Linked DNA regions of Homo sapiens: regions 2 and 3 are each linked to region 1. The links are chromatin contacts, found by Hi-C or POLR2A ChIA-PET in ENCODE. All regions are on one chromosome and are shown on one strand. Each heading gives the region's core, a stretch centred on a gene start or an enhancer-like site at or near the end of the contact. The rest is flanking DNA. Distances are from core to core; before and after follow the strand shown.

The links. Hi-C counts contacts between places; a loop is a spot of excess contacts on that map. ChIA-PET counts read pairs that join two places held with the same protein, here RNA polymerase II (POLR2A). Pooled maps may share reads with other maps.
Region 2: a map of heart right ventricle shows a loop between it and region 1 (2.0-fold over the local background). The contact joins two enhancer-like sites. A Hi-C loop is called at or near these places in 3 of 168 maps with a recorded cell type or tissue (heart left ventricle and heart right ventricle) and 7 of 50 pooled maps. POLR2A ChIA-PET finds 5 or more read pairs at or near these places in 1 of 52 experiments (PC-9).
Region 3: a map of HepG2 shows a loop between it and region 1 (4-fold over the local background). The contact joins two enhancer-like sites. A Hi-C loop is called at or near these places in 4 of 168 maps with a recorded cell type or tissue (HepG2, heart left ventricle, heart right ventricle and 1 more) and 7 of 50 pooled maps.

The regions. Positions count from the first base shown.
Region 1 is chr9:82,487,072-82,491,242 of GRCh38, forward strand. No RefSeq gene overlaps it. Among named protein-coding and RNA genes, the nearest start is that of SPATA31D1, 500 kb to the left of the region's middle. Within about 2 kb of position 1,885, at least 9 of the 41 ENCODE cell types and tissues checked have a DNase peak (open chromatin) inside an H3K27ac peak, as active enhancers do.
Region 2 is chr9:82,558,381-82,562,318 of GRCh38, forward strand. The region is part of intron 2 of LOC107987087 (a long non-coding RNA gene); the gene reads left to right. LOC105376110 (a long non-coding RNA gene) reads right to left here. Exons shown (of 5, transcript XR_001746780.2): 3 at 3,814-3,938. Among named protein-coding and RNA genes, the nearest start is that of RASEF, 500 kb to the right of the region's middle. Within about 2 kb of position 2,136, at least 3 of the 41 ENCODE cell types and tissues checked have a DNase peak (open chromatin) inside an H3K27ac peak, as active enhancers do.
Region 3 is chr9:82,602,363-82,606,710 of GRCh38, forward strand. All of the region lies in intron 2 of LOC107987087 (a long non-coding RNA gene), which reads left to right. Among named protein-coding and RNA genes, the nearest start is that of RASEF, 460 kb to the right of the region's middle. Within about 2 kb of position 2,754, at least 4 of the 41 ENCODE cell types and tissues checked have a DNase peak (open chromatin) inside an H3K27ac peak, as active enhancers do.

The sequences.
Region 1 (4,171 bases), core at 635-3,134:
AGCTGATATTTATTACTCTTATGGTTATAGGAGTTCAATGTAACTTCTTAAAAGTTTCCTGCTTATAAAAAAAGCATGCTTAACTATAGGGGGTATTTGTTTCATTGAGTAACAGAATTCTGTAAGACTTGATAGCCACAGAAGAGAACTTATAATAGAAAGTGATTGTTGGAAAGTGACTACATCCATATACACATGCATGCACACATGTGTTTATGTGTAGGAGTGTCCATGTGTATATAGATGTATACACATAACTACATATACATATGCACTTGGAGGAACCATTTGAACTTTGTAAAAGGTAATGGATATAAAATGCCCCTAGATAAATAAATTTACACATTATCGTAGGCATAAACACATGCACTCATATGTCTAAAGATGCACACAAATGCTTCTTTCTCCCAAGAATAGTCAGGAAAAATTGAATGTAAAATGAATTTTCAAATTGGTTTTAATTAACTGGATGAGCCAATATTTAATTGAATAGCTTTTATTGAAAAGTTAAGACTCTTTGGACAATTAATATGATTTACAAAATAAAAGTATATGTTTAGTCTTCTCGAAGTAAGGTACCATTAAATATGTATATATATATATATATATATATATATATATATATATATATATATATATATAAAACATTTGTTCCATCAAAGTCAGTCAGTTGCAAATATTTATTTAGCACCTACTATGTCCCTAACACTTTTCCAGGTGTTGGAGAATCTGTGTGTATATGTGTGTGTGTGTCTGTGTGTGTGTGTGTGCAGACAGAGAATGAAGGTATGAAATTGTAACAACAAACTTATTGAAACAAAAATTCTGTGGTCTCCCAGCAGCCTGTCTGTCCTTGGGAGGCTGTTAACTGCATATGGAACTGAGCTCTCCTGGGCACTATTAGCACATAGTCTGTCCTTAATCTCAGCCTTTTAATCTAGAGCAGACTTTTACGTTTGATTCCCATATGCAAATTCAAGCCCATATCCAGATAATCCAATATATTCATTTTAAAGTCCACTCTGCAACTTCAAAGTCAACAACACATTGAGAACATTATTCCAAACAAAAATATACATATTCAGATCTTTAAACTTTTTACTATGACTTGTAGGCTGCGTAGAAAAACTAAGAAGGTAGCAATCACTTCTCTGGGAGTTCAGAATAGTATGCTTTCTAAAATCCTTCAACAGTTAAGTAATACCAAGAAATTGGCTCCCTCAAGCAATAAGTTACTCTGATATTCACCAAAATATAACAACAAACTGGCTGTCAAGTTTGGCAACCATTTGAAAAGAGGCGGGCCTCCTCTCTGAACTCTGAATGGAAACATTATTTTTCCTCCTGTAGAAGCCATCATCACTCTTTCACTAGAAGGAAGGTTACAGCATCTTTCACAAAAGATTTGCCTGCTTGTAATTACTGCCTGCAGCGTACAGACAAATGCAATTTTTAAAATGCTAACTGTGTTATACTTACACTCAAGGGATCCCCGGGTACAAATGTAACGCGGCCTCACCAGTTTGTCTTAGTGAGACCTTACAGTGCTGATTGAAAACAGCTGAACTAAATCAACAGTTACCTTGAGCCAGGGGCCTTTGGAGAGCAATTAGAGTCAAGGCTTGGGTTTTGAACCCAATATGCTCTGTCAGTCTCAATGATTTGTGTTTGTTGTACTCAGTCTCATTTCCTGCATGAAATATGAGGCTGTATAAAGAGAAAAAATTCCCAAGATTAAAAAATATTTGACCTCAGTGCATTTGTGAGCAGAGAAGTACACATGTCTAAATGACCATTTGGGTTTGTAGTACAAAGTTCTATTGATGTTGGCAGCCCAAGCTTCCCAGTCTCAAAGCCACATGAATGGTTTCGAGTTTCAGCCAAAAAATGTTTTCCACATGCTTTAGTGTGGGCCAATTTACACAGTAGATTTCGTGGATACTGTGGCCAAGTGCTTCATAAAGGGCTGCCTTCTCTGGGATCAGGGAAACCACAACAGACACATTGCTAATGCAATCTAATTATCTGCTTGAATATTTTTCCAGATGTATCCAATGTCTAAAAATACTGCAATAAAAAAGGTATTATTTGACTCCCTCGACTGAAACAGTGGCATAAAGAACCTGTTTGTCTAGAGGGAAAGTTATGACATTGTACTTCTATGACTGCATTTAAATCAGTCAGTCGAAACAGTACCCACAGGGCAGGCTGTACTTTCTGTTTGAATGAGTCTTCCAAACCAAGACCTTTAGTTAGCATAAGAGATCATTCCTTTATATAAAGGGATGACCCTCTCACTTAGAAGTTAATTCCTCTCATTTGTGGTTTCCTAATTTGATTGAGGTTGGTTAGTGTAACTCATGACAAAGATCCCATGCTTTTCCCACTCAGCTCATTGTATGCCTCACACAACAGGAGAGCAGGCCATTTCCTTCCTGCCAGGGGAAAAATTCTTTCGACTAATAAGTTGAGATTTTTACCCTGTCCCCATAGAAATACTGGCTGTTCTGAAGGTCTTAATGTTTCGCTTTTGTTTTCCTTCAACAGAATTTATTTTTGTATAGCAAGTCCCATACTTCAGCCTAGTTTCCTTTGTGTCACTTGGATTTCAGCTAGTCCAGCAGATACATGATGTTATGCCAGGTTATTGTTCAAGCTGTTGGCAATGACGCTCATTCCTAATACATCCAACTGCCTAGGAGAATACAAGCACATGCCGTAGGAATTTGTTGAATTAAGTTGAGAGGCCAATTTTACCAACCTGTGTCTTTACACACACTTTTAACAAAGATTCTAGAATGAATTGTAAAGTTCCAAATAAATGGGCAACACACATACACACACACACTTTTTCAAGAAACTGAAAAACTTAAGACAATTTTTTACCTTACTCTTTTTCTTTCCAGTCCTCCTTCTAGCAGCAAGGATTAGGAGCACAGGGATGCATTCTGTATTACACCTTTTAGGAAGCAATAAATCAGAGGCAAGACATCACCTTCATTGCTTTAATTGGTCTCAGTCATAACCACAAAACCACTGTGCCAGCTTCCCTAATTCCCATATAGCACCGCTGGAGTGAGCAGAGCTCTCCAACACACAGATACCTTTAAATAGTTATGCACTGAAGTTGTGGCTGAAACTAAAGAAAAAGGCAGCAGAGTGCCAAGAACTTCACGTGAGCTAATGATGAGCAAACGAGTCCCCCCAGGCTCCTTCATTCCATTCTCCTTAATTGAGCTATTCTCCTTGCAAGAAGAGTTTTTGCTGATTGATTTGACTCTATTGTTTCTTGTGAAATCCAGAAACCTTACCCTCATTCACTCTACTGTTGTTTCTTTTTTTCCCAGCTGGGATATGGTTTCAAAATATGTTCCTAGTTCGCTAAAAGACATCCCTAGGGAATGAGGTCACTTGGGTTTTTCAATTAGAAAAAAAAATAAACAGTTTTATTCTTCTGGCAATCCTTTTTTCATTGTATGACCCCTCCTAATAGCAATGTTCCATTATCTTATTTCCATGTAGCATCAGAATGTTCTCAGGAAAGGGGGACAGATAAGAGATGTAATGAGATGCTAGTCACTTTGGCAAACAGCATATTCTATCTAAAAGTGGGTTGTGGCCGGGCCCGGTGGCTCACACCTGTAATCCTAGCACTTTGGAAGGCCGAGGCAGGTGGATCTCTTGAGGTCAGGAGTTCGAAACCAGCCTGGCCAACATGGTGAAACCCCGTCTCTACTAAAAATACAAAAACATTAGCCAGGTGTGGTGGTGGGCGCCTGTAATCCCAGCTACTCAGGAGGTTGAGGCAGGAGAATTGCTTGAACCCGGGAGGCAGAGGTTGCAGTGAGTCAAGATCACACTACTGTACTCCAGCCTGGCGATAGAGCAAGACTCCATCTGAAAAAGAAAAAATAATAAAATAAAAGTGAGTTGTGTTTCAAATATGTATTTATGATCCAGTTTTTTGGAATTCAGTTTGTGATTTCTGGTAGAAGGAATGTTATAAATGGGGGATATGATAGGTTCTCACAAAAACTTTTTTTTTTCTTTTTTTTGAGACAGAGTTTCACTCTTATTCCCCAGGCTGGAGTGCAATGGCGAGACCTCGGCTGACTGCAACCCCTGCCTCCCAGGTTCAAGTGATTCTCCTGCCTCAGCCTCCCAGTAGCTG
Region 2 (3,938 bases), core at 886-3,385, 72 kb after region 1:
AAAAGGCATCAACAACAACAAAATATTAATTTCTGGCTCTTCGCTCAGAGCCATGTCTTTCAGACTTTAACCCTCAATTGATGGGTCCCACCCTGGAGATTCTGATTCAATAACTCAGGATGGGGCCTGAGAATTTCCATGTTTCACAAGCCTAAGGATGACACTTTGAGGAACTTGGCTGTAACAGTGAACCATCATGTGGATATGTTTTTTGGCTTATATTTATGACTGAGTCAGTTCTGCCTCAAATTATTTTTTTGTCTGTGACTATCACAGTGAGAAGGGAAAATTCCTGCATCCATATCCACTTAACTTAAGAATCTCACCATCACACTTAATGTGTTGTTTCTAATTCCCTCACATAGAAGCATCTGGAGCTAAAGAATTGTCCTAAGGCTCAGTTCCACTGGAAAAGTGTGTTTCTACCCCAGATGAGACTTAAACCCAGAATGTTTAGTTCAGCATCCCAGAGTTTAATCCATTTGGGCCTTAGGACCCCAGGACCCTCCAAAACCATGCATTGAGAAAACACAGACAGCTATCTAAAGTCAGGGCAAATCAATGGGGCAGTGGCTTGGAACGAGTTTCCTGTTGGAGCTCTGGCACTAGCACGTGCTCTCAGTAACAAAATCACAGGTCATCCCTAGGCAACGGATTAGCTGGTCAGTGAACTGAACTTTGTTTCATCACCGAGTTTTATCTGAAATGTCAAGGAAGAAAAAGTCACAGAGAAAGAAGGAGGCAGGGCAGGGAGAGAGAGAGAAAAATGGTTTCTAAGAGCTCTCAATATTAACTTACTAAGGGGTGCATCCTATGTAAATTATCTACTTTCTAATTTAAAAAAATAACTTGACTGAAAATAAGCACTGGGTTAATTACAATTTTGCTGCTTTGACCACATCACTGAGGTCTAAATGACAGAAAAAAAGTAAAGTGGATCTTCTAACCACAGAATGCCTTCCATTTGCAAGTCTTCGCCACAGAAGCAGCCATAATGCTAATATTTATGGGAGCTTACTGGGTGCCTTCTGTTCCCTGAGTTAGTCATCCCCACGTGATTACTTTAAACAGGAAAGCCCAAAGCACCAATCTTTGAATGGTTTCAGGGTCAGTGTCACTTTGGCAACATTGTTCTTTGGTATTTTGCTCTAGATTTAGAGCTAAAGAACCTTTCTTACGTATCTCACGTGTGTGTGCATTCATTACCTCCTGCGAATGCTTATGTGTGATATATAAGGAAGTGTATGCAAGTACATGTGCCTGAAGTAGGGGTAAATACTGCACTTGATTTATTTAGGGGGTCAATTCCCTTCCTTCTTCCTTTCAGTGGTTCTCTTCTCCACCTTATTTCAGAAGGGGAAAAGGAGGGATGAAGAAAGAGAAAGGACGAGGAAAAGAAAATGAAGAAGAATGAAAAGAGGGGGGAGAGGAGAGAAAATGGTGTGTACGAGCAAATAAGGGAGCAGGATTTAGAAAGGAAGAAATGGAGGAGGGGCTTTGGGAATCCCAGCTTTCCTCTGCCTTATCTGTTCTTTCTTCTCTTTCCTGCAATTCTGCAATTCCCAGGCTGCCAGACCCGTCCCCCAGGCCTCTCCCATCCATTTCCCAACCTGTGCATGCTGAAGTCTCATACCTCTGGGTATGACCCCCAGCATTCCAGCTAACATCAGAAATTCTAAAAAACTTTTTGTTCCCATCATTAAGATAGAACCAAGAGGCTACTTAAAGAAAACACAAAAGGCTATAAGGAATTTCCGACACTCCAATTCTTTACAACCACACATGATGAGTGCACAGCTCCTTTCCTCCCTCCTAAGCTGCAGAGACCTATTTAAATATATGCAGAAGAATGCCAGCAGCCCTCCTTAAACTGAGGGCAAAACTGCCCATTACATGGCACCCCATTATGCATTCCATTCTTTGCAGGGTTTTATTTTGAGGATGTACATTGCTGGGTAAAGAGGGGCCTTTAGGGTAGAGTATATTTCAAAACACAATTAAAATAAACTCTTCAAGTGGAAATGTAAAATGCATTTGTATTCTATTAAAGCCTTTGGCTTATCAACTGCAGAGTGCTCCTTTACAAGGTCATTAGTAACCAGCATCACACAGTGGCCAACAGGCATCAGCTGCACAAAAACAGACAGGGGCCCAAACACCACAATCACTTCCTGTACCTGTTCTTGTTTGCTTGCTGAGCCCTCGAAATTGGGAGTTGCTGAAATACATAAAAGCGTAACAGCTTGAGTCAATATTTGCCGGCCTAAGCGAGTGATTTTGTTTAGTGAGGTGACTGAACCCCTTGAATAAATACATCTCCTTGTATGTAGGAGAACAACCCCAGGCAGGCCCTTCGAGGAGGGCTAAGGGCAGAACTAGAACTGCCCTTGGGGTGGAACTTGGGGTGGGGGGCAGCGGCGCTGAGTCTTCCAAGGATCTTGCTCTGGTTCTTTCCCTGCAATTCTCTGCATCTAGCTGCACTCTCCTGCTTCTAGACGAAAGGTTCGCATCATCATCACCTGGGAGGCTTGATCAAAAGCTGATGGCTGGGCACAGAGCTCTGATTCAGGAAGTAGGGGGTGGGCCTAAGAATCTGCATTTTTACAAGTTCCTAGGTAATGCTGATGCTGTGGGTTTGGGGAACACACTTTGAGAACCACTGGTCTAGACCAGCTCTGTCCAATACAAACTTAATGTGAGCCACATGTGACTTGAAATTTTCTAGTAGCCATGAAAAAAGCAAAAGGAGGCCGGGTGCAGTGGCTCATGCCTGTAATCCCAGCACTTTGGGAGGCCGAGGTGGGCAGATCACGAGGTCAGGAGATCGAGACCATCCTGGCTAACACGGTGAAACCCCATCTCTACTAAAAATACAAAAAAATTAGCCGGGCATGGTGGCAAGCGCCTGTAGTCCCAGCTACTCGGAAAGCTGAGGCAGGAGAATGGCGGGAAGCTGAGGCAGGAGAATGGCATGAACCTGGGAGGTGGAGCTTGCAATGAGCTGAGATCACACCACTGCACTCCAGCCTGGGCGACTGAGCGAGACTGTCTTAAAAAAAAAAAAAAAAGCAAAAGGAAGCTAATGAATTTAAGTTTAACAACCTATCCAACATAATTTTATAATGAAATCAATATGAAAATTGAGATATTTCACATTTTTTTTCTTTTCTTTTTGGTACTAAGTCTTCAAATTCCAGTGTATATTTTACACTAACAGCACATCTCAGTTCAGATCAGCTGCATTTCAAGAGCTCAATAACTGTCTGCCTAGTGGCTACTGGATTGCATGGTGTAGTTCTTTCTAGATCATTCTCTGAGCATTCCAGGAGCTAGAAATTCTCAGCCCTAAAAACATAGGCCTGCTTCCAGGGCCTGGGCATCCCACAGGATATACCAGGCTGTGGGAGTGAGTGCACATCCCCAGGCTCAAGGGTTGCCCTGATGGTGGTTGACAGTTGAGAGGGTGAGGGGTTTGGGAATGAACTTGGACAAAAGGGCTGGGGTGTCCATAGGCATGAAGACATGGGCCCTTGAGGTGTAGAATAGAGTCTGGGTGGGGAGAAAAATGGGGCAACCTGAGCTGTGTGTGTGTATATATATAGAGAGAGAGAGACAGAGAGAAAGAGAGAGAGAGAGAGAGGGAGAAGTGAGAGCAAGAGAAAGAGAGAGAGAAGGAGAAGTGAGAGCCAGATAGGTGAGGTGCTTCCATTTATTCCATTCCAGGCTCAGCTACAGAAAAATCCATTCCCCCTAACACACCCTTAATGGATTTTGCAGAAAGTTCCCCTTATTGCTGCATTCACCACGTCTCACCTGTCTTCAGGGCACTTAGCTTTTGGGTTTGGAGCTATCCCAGGGCACTGCTCATAAAAGGAGACACCTCACTTTGCTGCAGGCCTCTCCTTCCAGGCTTTTTTCTTTCTTTTACGAGTGGCTTG
Region 3 (4,348 bases), core at 1,504-4,003, 120 kb after region 1:
AGGAATAGATGTCAAAATAGGACAAGCTTCCGGAGACAAGGAAACTCAGACTGGCCCTTTATGCCACTGCCCTCCCACTGCACTGAGTAGGATAGTCCATCTTAAAGAGCATCGAGAGTTACAATATTCTGCAAGTTATTTCTTTGAACTCCCCCGCTTGCCAGATGGTATTTTCTTCCCCATGGTGATTCAACTATATGATGACCAGGTACCCAGAGTTTACTATGGAGGTCTGTACACAATTGAGAACAACCTTATGTAGAAGCAATATGTGTCCCAAAAGATAATGTCAGCTTCTTATGACAAAGAAAGCTTTTGTTCTGAAAATTTTCACTTAACACCATGCATTAATGTTCATTTGCTTGTTTGTTTGCTTTGCGCATTTTTGAAGACTTGGGATTATAATCGCCCGTTTTCCACCAATAAATACTATAGCGATGGATACACAATGAAAACCAATCATTCTACAAAATTAAGTGTGTTAAATTGAACATCTACAGACAATTGTTGTTTTCTATTTGACAGATCCTATAATGAAATGGCTAAACTTTAAAAATCTTTTCTTTCTGTAATTAGATATGTGTCCAAAAGGAAAAATATACATGTATTAGATTCGGAGCCTGTTTAGCCCATTTTCACACTACTGATAAAGACATACCCGAGACTGGGTAATTTATAAAGAAAATGAGGTTTAATGGAGTCACAGTTCCACGTCGCTGGGAAGGCCTCCCAATCATGGTGGAAGGTGAAAGGTATGTCTTACATGGCAGCAGGCAAGACAGAATGAGAACCAAATGCGAGGGGCTTCCCAAGATGAGATTCGGGTGGGGACACAGCCAAACCATATCAGAGCCTATATGTATATTTATATACAGATTCCAAATCTAATTTTGAAATAAAGATATAAACAATTGTTAGCTTTTTAAAAAATGAAGCTAAAATATGATTTTTATGAACAAATTATCTTTGGATTATCAAATAAAATGTTGCATGTCTTTAATGAGAGCAGTGAACTAATATATGAGTAAAACTACACATTTTAAAGCTGTGATCATCTAAGGCTTTGCTAAGGGAATTCCAGTTGATAACATGATTCCTCCTCTTAATTAATAGCCACTTGGGATGTACTAATGAAAGACTAACATGTATTAATTCATTCAATACACATGAGAGTCCAGTTATACATCAGGTGCTGTAAAGGAGCTTGTAAAGGAGTTTAGTGGAGAAAGTGGGCATGTAAACAATAATTATATGTAGGGTGAACAGTTCAATAGAAGAGGCCTGTATGAGGTATTATAAGCAGGAAGAGATAATCAGGGACTGCCTCACAGAGGAGGTGTTCTCTGAGCTCAAGTTTAAGGTCCAAGTAAATCTTAACCCCTACCCCAAAAATGTAGAAAATGCCAACCCCATTAGCAGGTGCACTGTAGGGGCTCCATGATCGTAAGTTCTCTTATTCCCTCTCCTGATATTCTTTTAAGCTATGGGTTGTTATTTTTAAAACGTCTCTAGATTTCCCAAACTTCAACCTTGGCAGTCACATTCAATAATTAAAATTTTCCCATAACTGACACAAAGACACAATTATATTAAACATTAAATATTAACTTGGTTGCCTTCAAAAAACTATACAGTCTACAAAGATGATCCTAACCTCTCCATTGTATACTTTATATATACTTCATGTACAGTATTCTATTCTGGTTATCAGATTATCATGGAGACATGAGTAAACATAAGTCTGTACAGGGGTTAATGACAAGACAATGAAGGAATTTCAAGCTTTGCAAATAGAGTCAGTTGAAAGAACTATGTATGTTTAGCCTAAATAAAAAGGAAAACATTGCTTTTTATAATTTAAAATCTATCATGTGGTAGACACATTTGACTTATCCTGAATGTCTCCAAGTAATATATTCAAGACTAGGTAATAGAAGTCATAGGGTGATAAAATGTGGCTCAATTTAGGGAAGAACTTTCTAATGCTCAAATACTCCTCATCAAGCTTAGAGCAAACAATCTGATAGGCCTTACTGAGATATATTCAACATCACCTAATTGGCTGGATGGATGCATAGAAAAGTCCATTGCAGCACTGATATTCTGCGATTCTATGATATCTAATAGAAGCTAGATTTGGGGTATTTTTTGTTTTGTTTTTATTTTGTCTAACAAAATAAAATCTATTTTTCAGTCTAACAAATGATTCATGGAAAATATCAAGTAAGTCATTCTGTGAAATTTTTGCACCTCAAATTGTGTATGTAATATCCCATTATTCATATACATATAGAAACATGTTGGTGACTAATATTCACTTCTCAATATTTGTATGATAAATGAAGTCCAAAAATACTCTTGATATTAATTGACAGCCTTTGTAAATACCCCCATCAGTTTGGAATAGAAGCAGGACCCTTGCAAAGATCAGAAGGCAATGTCCTACAGTGAGAAAATTGATACCATGAAACAGCAATTCTCTTTGAAGCTCAGAGAAGAGGTCCACAGAGGAAATTTAAACACACAAAAGCCAAGATTTGCCAACTATGGGGAAAAATGTCAGCATCTGAAACTATTTCAAGCAGCAGTCTAATTTCTAGCAGTGGTAAATTGTCAAGACTGGACTGAAGAGGACCAGTGAAGTGGTGCTTTCCTCCCCTAAATCTCGTGTCTTAAACAACTCTCATAGCAACTGGTTAGTAGGGTCAGAGGACCCAAGAAGCCAAAGGGCATTTGTCTCAGCATCTGTGGAGTTCACAGCACATGTTATCCTTGGACATTACCCAGTGGCCTGGTGTGGACAGAATCCACTGGGCTTAGTTTCATAGAGATAAGCAAACACTAACAGCAACTGAAAGTAAACTTCAGAAACACATTTTTATAAAGGAGCCTGTGAGTCTGAGATTACACTTATAAAATCATCTGTACAAACACTCCTGGGACCACTCCTCCCTCCAGCCAAGTCATATGTATATGTATACACACAAGCCTCTTGAATTTTTATTTACATAACATAAAATTAATCATTTTAAAGCGAACAATTCAGTGGCATTTAATACACACACAATGTTGAACAACCACTGCATTTATTTAGCTACAAAAGAATTTCATCACACCAAAAGGAAACCTCATACACGTAAGCATTCACTCCTCTCCCTGCCTTCCCCAACCTGTAACAACCACCAATCTGCTTTCTGTCTGTAGGGATTTTCCTATTCTTGATATTTTATATAAATGAAATACAATTGGAGAAGTGGTCTTTTTCCACTTAGACAATTTTTTTTAAAGATTAAAAAACAGTTTATATATTTTTTACTATACTTTATTTTGGGGTCCAAATTTCCTTATTTGGGATGTTAAAAACTACACTGTCTGTTTGTACAGCTCTCCACAAAGTACCTTTACTCCCTTCTTGTACTTTGATCATTACAGCTATTTTACAAAGCAGGCAGGGACAACCTTATTATCACCATTTTACAGGTGAGAATATTGAGGCAAAGTGATGTGCTCCAGCAGCCCCACAGCAAAGTTACACAATGGTCTCTGGTCCCCTCATTCCACTGTCTTTTCTGCAGCACCACACAGGTTCCTATCTGAGCTCTTACTAATGCATCTAGCCAAGCCTTCTCACACTCAGAAGATACACTCAGAAGATATTCTAATATAGCCTAGGTTCTGTATTTTATTTTTAATTTCAAGAGCATATTTTAAATGAACAAACTAAATGGAAATAGCTTTTGGATGTATCATTACAATTTGCACTTAATAGAGAGCTGTTTTGACACATAACAGTTACATATGACTGGAAGTAAACTGTGCACACAAGACCAAGTGCACACTATTCCAAGTCCAAATCTCCTCTTGGAGTCAGTTGGAAGTCTGCTCAGCTGCCAAGTCTTCAGGTCTTGCGTGGTGTCTGGAGCTTGGCTTTTCTATCTGTACAGTAAAAAGTTGGACAGAAATGACCCTTAAGGTCTCTTCCAGATCAAGATTTTACAATGTTTAGCTAAGCACCAGCTCAAACTCAACACTGAACTCATGTGCTTCATCCACACAAGGTGAATACAACTATTTGAAAGATGAGTCAGTCAAAAGGTTTCTTTCATTATCAATGCCAACAGCCATTCCATTTTGCTGAAAATTTTCAGGACATCGTGAATGTTCTTTATGAAACTCACTATCCCATCTAGATTTTATTGACTAAATATTTTGTATGTAAATAGACAATGCATAAAAAGGCCCTAGTAATTTGGTGATGGCCACATTCTTGCCTTTCTGGTATTAGGCAACATTTCAGACGAGGAGCTCATTCCATGGTAGAGCTGTTCATATTCATCGCTCTTGAATT